Regions from separate parts of the Homo sapiens genome. Here region 2 is linked to region 1. A link is an interaction called in ENCODE POLR2A ChIA-PET data of the cell type or tissue named here. Cell type or tissue: GM12878. All regions are shown on one strand. Links, peaks and the distances in the headings refer to the core of each region. The heading gives the core; the rest is flanking DNA. Region 1 has its middle 98 kb from the start of PLK2. Region 2 has its middle 160 kb from the start of PLK2.

Region 1 (4,405 bases), core at 132-4,131:
CTGAATAACTTATCAGTTTTATAAGAGCAAGATCCTTCATTTCATTTTTGCACTTAATTTTTATTTCACTTTTAGAATCAAAGATACTGTTGCATTCATTTTAATCCTGCTCGGATGTGCACACTCTTCAACTCCATCAGTGCACACACACATGCCCCACCCAGTCTCTGAAAGTGCATACTGTCTCAGAGGTGCCTTTTCTCGAGATGGGGTAGGATATTAAGAAGCAGGTTAGAACATCATGACGCATGGAACATTTTTAATCTAAGGTGAATGCTCTTGACATATTCAGACCTAATCTATTTCAGTAACTTCATGGTATGCAGGAGCAGTTAAGTTCCAGAGTGACAGATGTCATATGATTGCTTAAAGAGATAATTGATTTTAAATAGGTGGCCACTTTTTTATTTTTGGTGGCACTGAGTTGGCTCCTCTTAAAACATCCAGATAATACTTGGTGAGCATCACAAGGAGCCGAGAGGTCTGTACTAGTATCGGCTCCATTGCATGAAAAGGACTCATTAGAAATAGAAATGTGGGGGAGTGCCTCCTTATCCTCACTGTCCCTGAGCTGTCCTGCCCAGCAGGTGCCACCTCCTACTCAATTGCAAACAAGGAGCTCACAATAGTTCTCCAGCAGCAACTCTGTTGTCATAATCACCAAGAGATCATTGGAGCCCAGCAGCCCAAATGCCATTCTAAATTTGTAAAAGGCTCAGGTATACATCAGGTGGAGGTGATCCTGCAAAACTCAGCACATAGGCTCTGTAAACATGGGATGGGGGAAGCTCCAGATGTAACTAATAAAAATTGGCTGTGCAGAATCCCTCAAGGATGATGAGAACCTCATTGATGTAATCATTTGGGAGAGAGACAGGGTAATGATCCTGAGCAGATTTATCCATTCTCTTGATTAATCAGCTCACAAGGCTGTTATATTCTTCATAATATCCCTAGACCCATGCATCACTCCTTTTTATCTTTCATAAACTGTTAGTTGTTACTGTGTTTTAATACACTGTTTTAAAACCGATTCGGCTACCTTATAGAGTCAGATACTACCAACCAGTGTCACAGACAAGCTTCTTAAACATTAATGTGTGCGTTTACTTAAAATTATTCAGAGTTCCATAAAGCGGGATGAAAACAACCAGAGTATGTGTGAAGAGTTGTTTTGGTAACTTGCTTACTCTGTCACTATGACAAATTTTGCCATTTGGCCATTTTAGGGGCTTTTATTCTCTGTGCACAATTAACCAGCCAACTACCTTACTGTATTTTCTTGATTTATGGGGATATTTTGTCAATATTTTAATAATTTTGAAATCAGGGCTGGGCGTGGTGGCTCATGCCTGTAATCCCAGCACTTTGGGAGGCCGAGGTGGACGGATCACGAGGTCAGGAAATCGAGACCACCCTGGCTAACACAGTGAAATCCCGTCTCTACTAAAAATACAAAAAATTAGCCGGGCATGGTGGCGGGCGCCTGTAGTCCCAGCTACTCGGGAGGCTGAGGCAGGAGAATGGTGTGAACCCGGGAGGTGGAGCTTGCAGTGAGCTGAGATCGTGCCACTGCACTCCAGCCTGGGCGACAGAGCGAGACTCCGTCTCAAAAAAAAAAAAAGAAATCAAGTGTTTATTATATAATTAAATAAAAAGCAATTTGTCAGCTCCAAAACCATAAGTTATGCTTTGTGGTAACTGCCTGAATACATGCAAATTTAACTGTGTATAAAGGTATCAGACCATGTATTATCACCTCTATTGAGATATTTGTAATTGCAGTACCACCTGTGGTTGAATTTTAATCAAAATTGTGATTCCCTAATTTCCATTTGAAATGCCTTAAAAATTAGTATAATCTAGCAGAAAAATGAGAAGTTATTAAGCACATTAGGTTGTCGTCTGCCAGGCAGTGCGAAAACAAGTAGTGGAAATCACCAGTCACTCAAAATAGAGCACAGAATTTCCAAAGCTTGGCAAGGGTGATAGGACACATTCAAATGCTGGTTAGGATTATCATCAAGGGATTTTTCAGTGCCAGTGGTTTCTGACTGAAGTTAAAGAGAAGCTGTTTAAAATACCAGAATTGTATGTCAGTTAAACAACACCAACCAACCAACAAGTTCAAAAAAATAGGAAAAGCGAGTAAAAGCACATGTAGCCAAATGTTCATACTTAAATTCTAATGAGGCTAAGAACTTCAAGATTATGAACACAGGTTATAGTAAGTATAGAGTAAGTTTTAAAAGTGTCTTAAAATTAATGATGTATCTTAAAGTCCTATAAATAGGAATAGGAGAATGGAGTGAGAGTTCATTCATAACGCCTTGTTTGATAATGGTGGTGAAAATGAAAAGATTATAATCTCACTTTTAGTTTGGTATCCAAGATGAGCTGCTAATGTATTCTTTAGGGCAGGAATGACAATATACTTCTTCTACTCCATATTTCATCTTTCTACATACATCTCAGTTGAGCTAACTGATCTCAAATTCCAGTAAAGATCCTTCATAGAGTTTCAGTGATGGCCCAGGGTTTGGTTAAGTAAGCAGAAGAAAATAAGGGCATCCTACATGTCCCATTCTTCTGTTGTCCTGAGTCTTTGACCAAACAACTAGAACAATTCATAGGCATAGATTTTGTTTTTTAAAAAAATAATTTATGCCTTTGTGGAGGAGAATATGTGATCCTCTGCCACCCCTCCCATTTAAAATGCATATCTGAATGACTGACGTATGTCTCCCAGCCCATTTGCTCATACATGGGGAAATCTACAGTCTCAATTTTCTAGGGGCAGTCCCAGAATGTGTCTGTTTCCAGGTGTCTATTCTATTTTGGCATTTTCTCAGACAAAAGCTTCCCTGATTGAATAATGAATTATATGATGACTCTATTCATACATAATATCTAAGTAAACTAAAGAATTTTTAAAAATTAATCTTCAGCAGACACATGCCAATTCACTCAAATTCCTTATGTGGAGTCAACCAATTGCCCAGAGAAAATCTTAGATACAAATCTTACATATCAACATTGCTTTCAAAGCAAAGGACATAAATACAAAACACTTAAATATTTCCAAAGCTTGGTCAAACTTTTGGTGATGAAATGTATACTTAGTTGCATGTTGTATGGAATTCAATTTAGTAGACAAGGTCAATTTCCATGAATCATTATCCAGATGCTCATTTCTTACAGCACTCAAAGGGTTCAGCCTTAACCTGACTGGGTGTGTATAAGACCAAGAACGCAAAGCAAGCCGGGATACCGAAGGTGGTGTAATCCAGCCTCACTCACTCCTTTAGATGACGCATGCATTGTTGAAAAAAGGCAACAATAGAGTGCAAATCTGTCATGTTCCTGCCTAAGGACACTAAATAAACAGCAATCGCAAGGCCCCAATACCGCTATTCCTTATAAAGAGGATATGCTTTCTTCTACATAAAACTATTAAAACAAAATACTCTCCTATCAACAGTAATATCAGCAAGGTATCTTGTTGTACATGAATCCATTTCTAAACAGAAACTCTTATCTGGAGCAACTAGTGTTGCTCTAATCTAGATTACTCTGTATGGAAGAGAGGAAGAGAAGAGCAAAGGCCTCACATTGTTCCATGGATTTCATTTATCTTAGTGATATCATCACTTTGCTGGCAATCATTTCTCTCGGCACAAAATTAAATTTTAGTAACGCATTTCTGTCTTTTGTCACTGAGGTAATTTCATTTGCATGCACTTGCTCTTTTCCTGATTCACATAGCTTTGTTTTATCAATGAGTTTGGGTGGGTAATTGTTTGTTTCAGAATTTTTCTCCTACCTTTTATCCCATCACCACCTATGATAACTAGAACTTAAAAATTGTACGTTACTGGCAAATCGTAGACATGCTGATTTTGTTTAAGTGGGTAGCTGGTGTTTGAAGAACGCAAGTTCACTCACTACTCCCTTCCCTCTAGAGAAAAAGCTGAGTTGCATGCAAACAGAGCCAAACCTCCAACCTCTCACCCTTTCTCAGTTCCAGATCCTTCAGATTGACTTTTGCTCCTTGCCCAGATCAGTACATGGGCCCTCTGAGCAGGATTGGAAAGACGTAGACAGGACAAGGATAGGCAATTCTGCACTAACGTGCCTCAGAATTTTGGCCTCTCCCTCTCCCACCCTGTCCCCACCCTTCACATCCCCACCCTTCACATCCCCCACCCTTCACATATATAACCCCACCCTTCACATCCACCCTGGCTTGGCATTTTTAATGTCTGTGGGATTTTCCATTGCTCATACGGCTGATACAGAACTATTAAGTATCTGCCAATGCCCTCATACCCTAAAAGGGCTTACGAATCAAATTCAGAAATGGGTAGTAGAAAGGGAGTTCCCCTCTTCACTGAAAAGCCATTTT
Region 2 (4,405 bases), core at 132-4,131, 64 kb before region 1:
ACTCCGTTTCAAAATAAAATATAAAATAAAATAAATAAAATAAAATAAAATAAACTCCCAAGTCTCACCCTAGATCTTCCAAAATAGCATTAGTATTCAGTTGCTTGTGGGTGATGGAGATGTGACAACTGGCATCTATACTTTTGAAGGTTCCACAACAACACTGATCCACTCGTAGGGTCGTTAATTGCTAAAGACGCAAACTAGTCAAACGCTTTAACAGCAAATTCAAAGGGTCCACTACTACAGTCATTTCTTGATTGCTTCTCTCTCTCCAAGTGGGTCATCAGTTACAATCAGGAATTTTTTGGTCAGGGCAATATTTCGATGGAATCTATGTTTGGAGTCTTGTTGTTTGACCTATTTTTGCCAGATCATGAAATGCAATTTAACTAAATATTTTGTCTAAGAACTAATGTGAGTTTTTATGTGTATTTGTTTTTGTTTTTGTAGAGACTGTGTCTCACTGTGTTAATCAGGCTGGTCTCAAACTCATGGGCTCAAGCGATCCTCTCGCCTCAGCCTCTCAAAGTGCTAGGATTACAGGCATGAGCCACTGAACCCAGTCCCTAATGTGGTACTTAAAATATTTCTTGTTTCATCTCATTGTGCATTACAGTTTGCACAGAAAATGGGAACATAGTTAAAAGAAAAACCTTTTTCAATTATTGGAAATAGCAGCGAAACACCCTGCATTTATTCCATTTCACTTCTAACACAGGGGTTATCCCAAAAATGCAGTTCCAAGTGAAGGCAAACATAAATTCATAAATAAAATACTTGAACAGGGATAAAAGTAATCCAGTTATCATGGGCTACCACCTCCCCCTCCACCAAGTGTACATCATTTGCTTCAAATTAAGACCTCTCCAGAGGGCTGAAGACATAGTCAAAATGATGAGAGAAAAGTATAATGAACAACAGGAAATTGGGAATTTCCTAATATTGGAATGAGATAAATGACAGAGAAGCTGCCTCTAATTCACAGTTTAACACACACCCTGATGTCTGCACCTTGATTTTGGGACTCAGAGTGACCCTGCATTAATATGTTTCTTATCTCTTTCAAACAACTTGCTGGAGCATCTTTCCAGGGATATAATTGTGTTAGAGGAAAGAAAGTTTTTAAAACAATAATTCTTCTTTTACATTGACCTTTAAGATAGCCAGAATTTTCTACCTCATCATTGTTAACCTCCCTACATAATAAAATAAGGTCTGAAATCTGCTTACTCTTAAAAAAAATAGTTATCACTAATACAGCATGTACTTTGGTTGAACTTAAGAGTCAGTATATGCCATTAGTACTCAAGTTAAAAAAAAAAAAAGAAAACAATAATCAAATTTCCCTCTAATCTTGGATGGCAGCCTTCTGGAAGATTACTTGCATTAATTCAAAATTTTACTGGGGCAGTATCAAAAAAGCACCATGGTGTCTCCAGTGGAATACCACCATAACTGAAAAGCATAACATTAGACAAAATAACTGCCTGCATATGTATGTGAGTACAGCAGTACCTTCATAGGCAGTTGAATATATAACCACAGGATCATTCAGGGTTTGTGCCAACCGAAAAGTCTTTCCTGGTGATTTGCTGTCTTTCCATTGTAATCCTCCTATTTCTCCATTCCTTTCTAAATGAAAGAAGAGGGAGGAGTGGTGGGCCAGACCAGGTGGAATTCCACCTTCTAACTGCCTGCTCCCAGCTTCCTTGCTGTCCATCTAAGATTAGCTGACCAGTTTTCCTTCAAACATGGCCAACTCTAGCCATCTCACTGAAGAAACTTGATTGGCTCTGTCCAGATCTACAGATGGCTGAGGCAGTAGAAAAAGATATTTATTTAAAAGAATTTTTAAATAATACAGATAATATGGAGTAGATGCTATTGTATATAATTTATATATATATAATGGAGGAAGTATGATAGAGGGGAAAGAGAACACACATCAGAGTTTCAGCGTAAAGAAGGTATACCTAGGTTCAAATCTTGCTATGCCACCTACTAGGAGGTCATTATCTGTAAGCTGTGGTTTCTAATATTTACCTTAGAGAGGTATTGGGAGAACAAGAAGGGTTACACATATAGCTGAAGAAATGGCAGTTACTACTACTGCCACTACTACCACTACTACTACTATTACTATTACTACTACTACTACTGGTGAGGATGATGATAATTGAACAATGTCACAAAGCACACTGGGTTTTTATCCCATTACCTCATTCCCTTGCTAGGTTTTTATTCCATTACCTCAAGCTCTGAGTGTAAGTAGCAGACTTTGCTCTGTACTATCACTCTGGGGCATTTGCCATCTGCAGCTCAACCAAAGATGGCTGTCATCACCATAAAGATGTATTGTTCATAAAGCAAGAAAACTTTGCATTATTTCAAAAAACACCATACTTCTTCAGTCATCAAAGTACAGGTTCATACCAAAAGAGCCTCATTCCATACTTTCTTGAATTTCTTTAATGAGATTGTTTCTAAAATTCGCTCAATTTAAAATTTACTTCAAAATAGCTTTTAAATATTCCTGTCAAATTAACTTAAATGCAATTTTTTTCTTTAACAATTAAGCAGTTGAGTCATATCCCTCTGGGAAATATATTCCAATCTCTAAAACTTATATTTTTAGCTCATCTTTTTTTTTTTTTTTTTGCTTTTCTTACATAATGAAGTGTAGTCATTATCTTTTCCATTTTGCTTATTTGAAAATAACTAACCTTGAGTATTTGAATAAAATATATTTTGACCTTAAAAAACACACACACACATTTCCATGGATGTCTCAAATCAGTACATGTGCTCCTTAAGGAACTGCTTCCCTTGCATGCCTTAAGTAAGAGCTTTAGCATAAGAAGCTGAGTGTACCAGGGCTGGCAGCCCAGGAGGTATGGAACCATTGCTGCAAACACCCACAGAGATAGCATCAGGCTGCAGGCAAATTGTAATCAGGCAAAGAGTGTTTTCTTCTATATTTGTCTCCTTAAAACCATGAAGATCAGCTTTAAAATGCAGTTCTCTATAAAAAGGAAAAAAACAAAAACAAAAAAAGACAAAACAACAACAAACAAATAAAATGCAGTTATCCTAAGATTCATTTTTCATATGATATTTATTTAATCACCTAATACTTCGGTTTGATGTCTCACTGCATAGCAAACACATTCTTCTATACCCATCAGCTTGTGTTGCTAAAGAAAATTATGATTTGTGAGAAATATATCCTGGAACCACAAGTCTAGGGATGTCAGTTTAATCTCTTATATATATATACATTTTAATAGAGACAAGGTCTCTGTATGTTGCCCAGGGTGGTATTGAACCCCTGAGCTCAAGTGATTCTCCTGTCTCAGCCTCTCAAAGTGCAGGGATTACAGGTGTGAGCCATTGCCCTGGGCTGAGTCTATGTTTTTTACCCAAAGACATCAGTGTTTATCTAAAGTGTCTGGGTTATCCTAGGGACCACAAGGTGTCTCCGGAAGTCACCCTCAGAGCCTTACATTCCTTCCCAACCCCCTTCCACATAGAAGGAAAAATAGGCAACAGCAGCACTCTTCCTTATCTGGTAAAACTACTGCTCAAATGCAGAGGGAAAAATATCACTCAACTTGTCTGTAAGAGCAAGTTAACTACTGAAAAATAAAAGGGGAAATTAAAGTGAATTTCAAAATAAAAGAATATATAGTTGCCTCTCAATGGAAAGGGAAATTAGGACATGTAGTTTGACAGAAACAACATTGATTCCCTTCATCTAAGTTAATTAATCTGTAAAAGTAAAAAGAAAGGTTTAATGGACTAAATGTTTGTGTCTCTCCAAAAATTCATGTGTGGCAACCCTAATCCTGATGTGGTGGTATTTGGAGGTGGGGCCTTTGAGAGATAATTGGGTCATGAGGGTGGAACCTTCATGAACGGGATTAGTGCCTATATAAGAAGAGGCCAGAAAGCCAGTTTGCTCTCTTTCTGCCCTGTGAGAATACAATGAGAAGATGCAAGAACATGGAAGAACTCAACCTTGCTGGCACCCTCATCTTACACATCTTAGACTTCCAACCTCTAGGACTGTGAGGAATAAACTTCTACTATTTATAAGCAGCATGTGGCACTTTGTTAAGGCAGCTGAACCAAGACAGATGGCAACACCCACAGTGAGCTAATGAAAAAAAGGAACCTAAGCAAAAACTATTAAGGGAGAAAAGCAGAGCCAGAACATGAATGATCAGGCTACAGAAACACCTTCTAGGGCTACAAGGGTTATTCAAATGGACAGTGCTGAGCAAGGGAGAAAGTTTATACTTATTCCATATCTACATATATCGGGTACAAATCTGTGTATTTTTTCTTTTTCTTTTCTTTCTTTCTTTTTTTTTTTTTTGACACAGAGTTTTGCTCCTGTTGC

What was found. ChIA-PET counts read pairs that join two places held together with the same protein. Peaks named below come from ENCODE experiments on the same cell type or tissue, not always from the same donor. Only the 100,000 strongest peaks of a DNase experiment are listed, where the experiment ranks them.
Region 2: POLR2A ChIA-PET joins it to region 1 with 5 read pairs; 3 of 35 experiments call an interaction of 5 or more read pairs at or near these places.

Annotation. Positions count from the first base shown.
Region 1 is chr5:58,360,380-58,364,784 of GRCh38, forward strand. No RefSeq gene overlaps it. Among named protein-coding and RNA genes, the nearest start is that of PLK2, 98 kb to the right of the region's middle. In GM12878, for the core only: no CTCF peak of the experiment used is centred there; a DNase peak (open chromatin) is centred at 2,044.
Region 2 is chr5:58,296,570-58,300,974 of GRCh38, forward strand. No RefSeq gene overlaps it. Among named protein-coding and RNA genes, the nearest start is that of PLK2, 160 kb to the right of the region's middle. RefSeq lists a silencer at 3,360-3,560. In GM12878, for the core only: no CTCF peak of the experiment used is centred there; no DNase peak of the experiment used is centred there.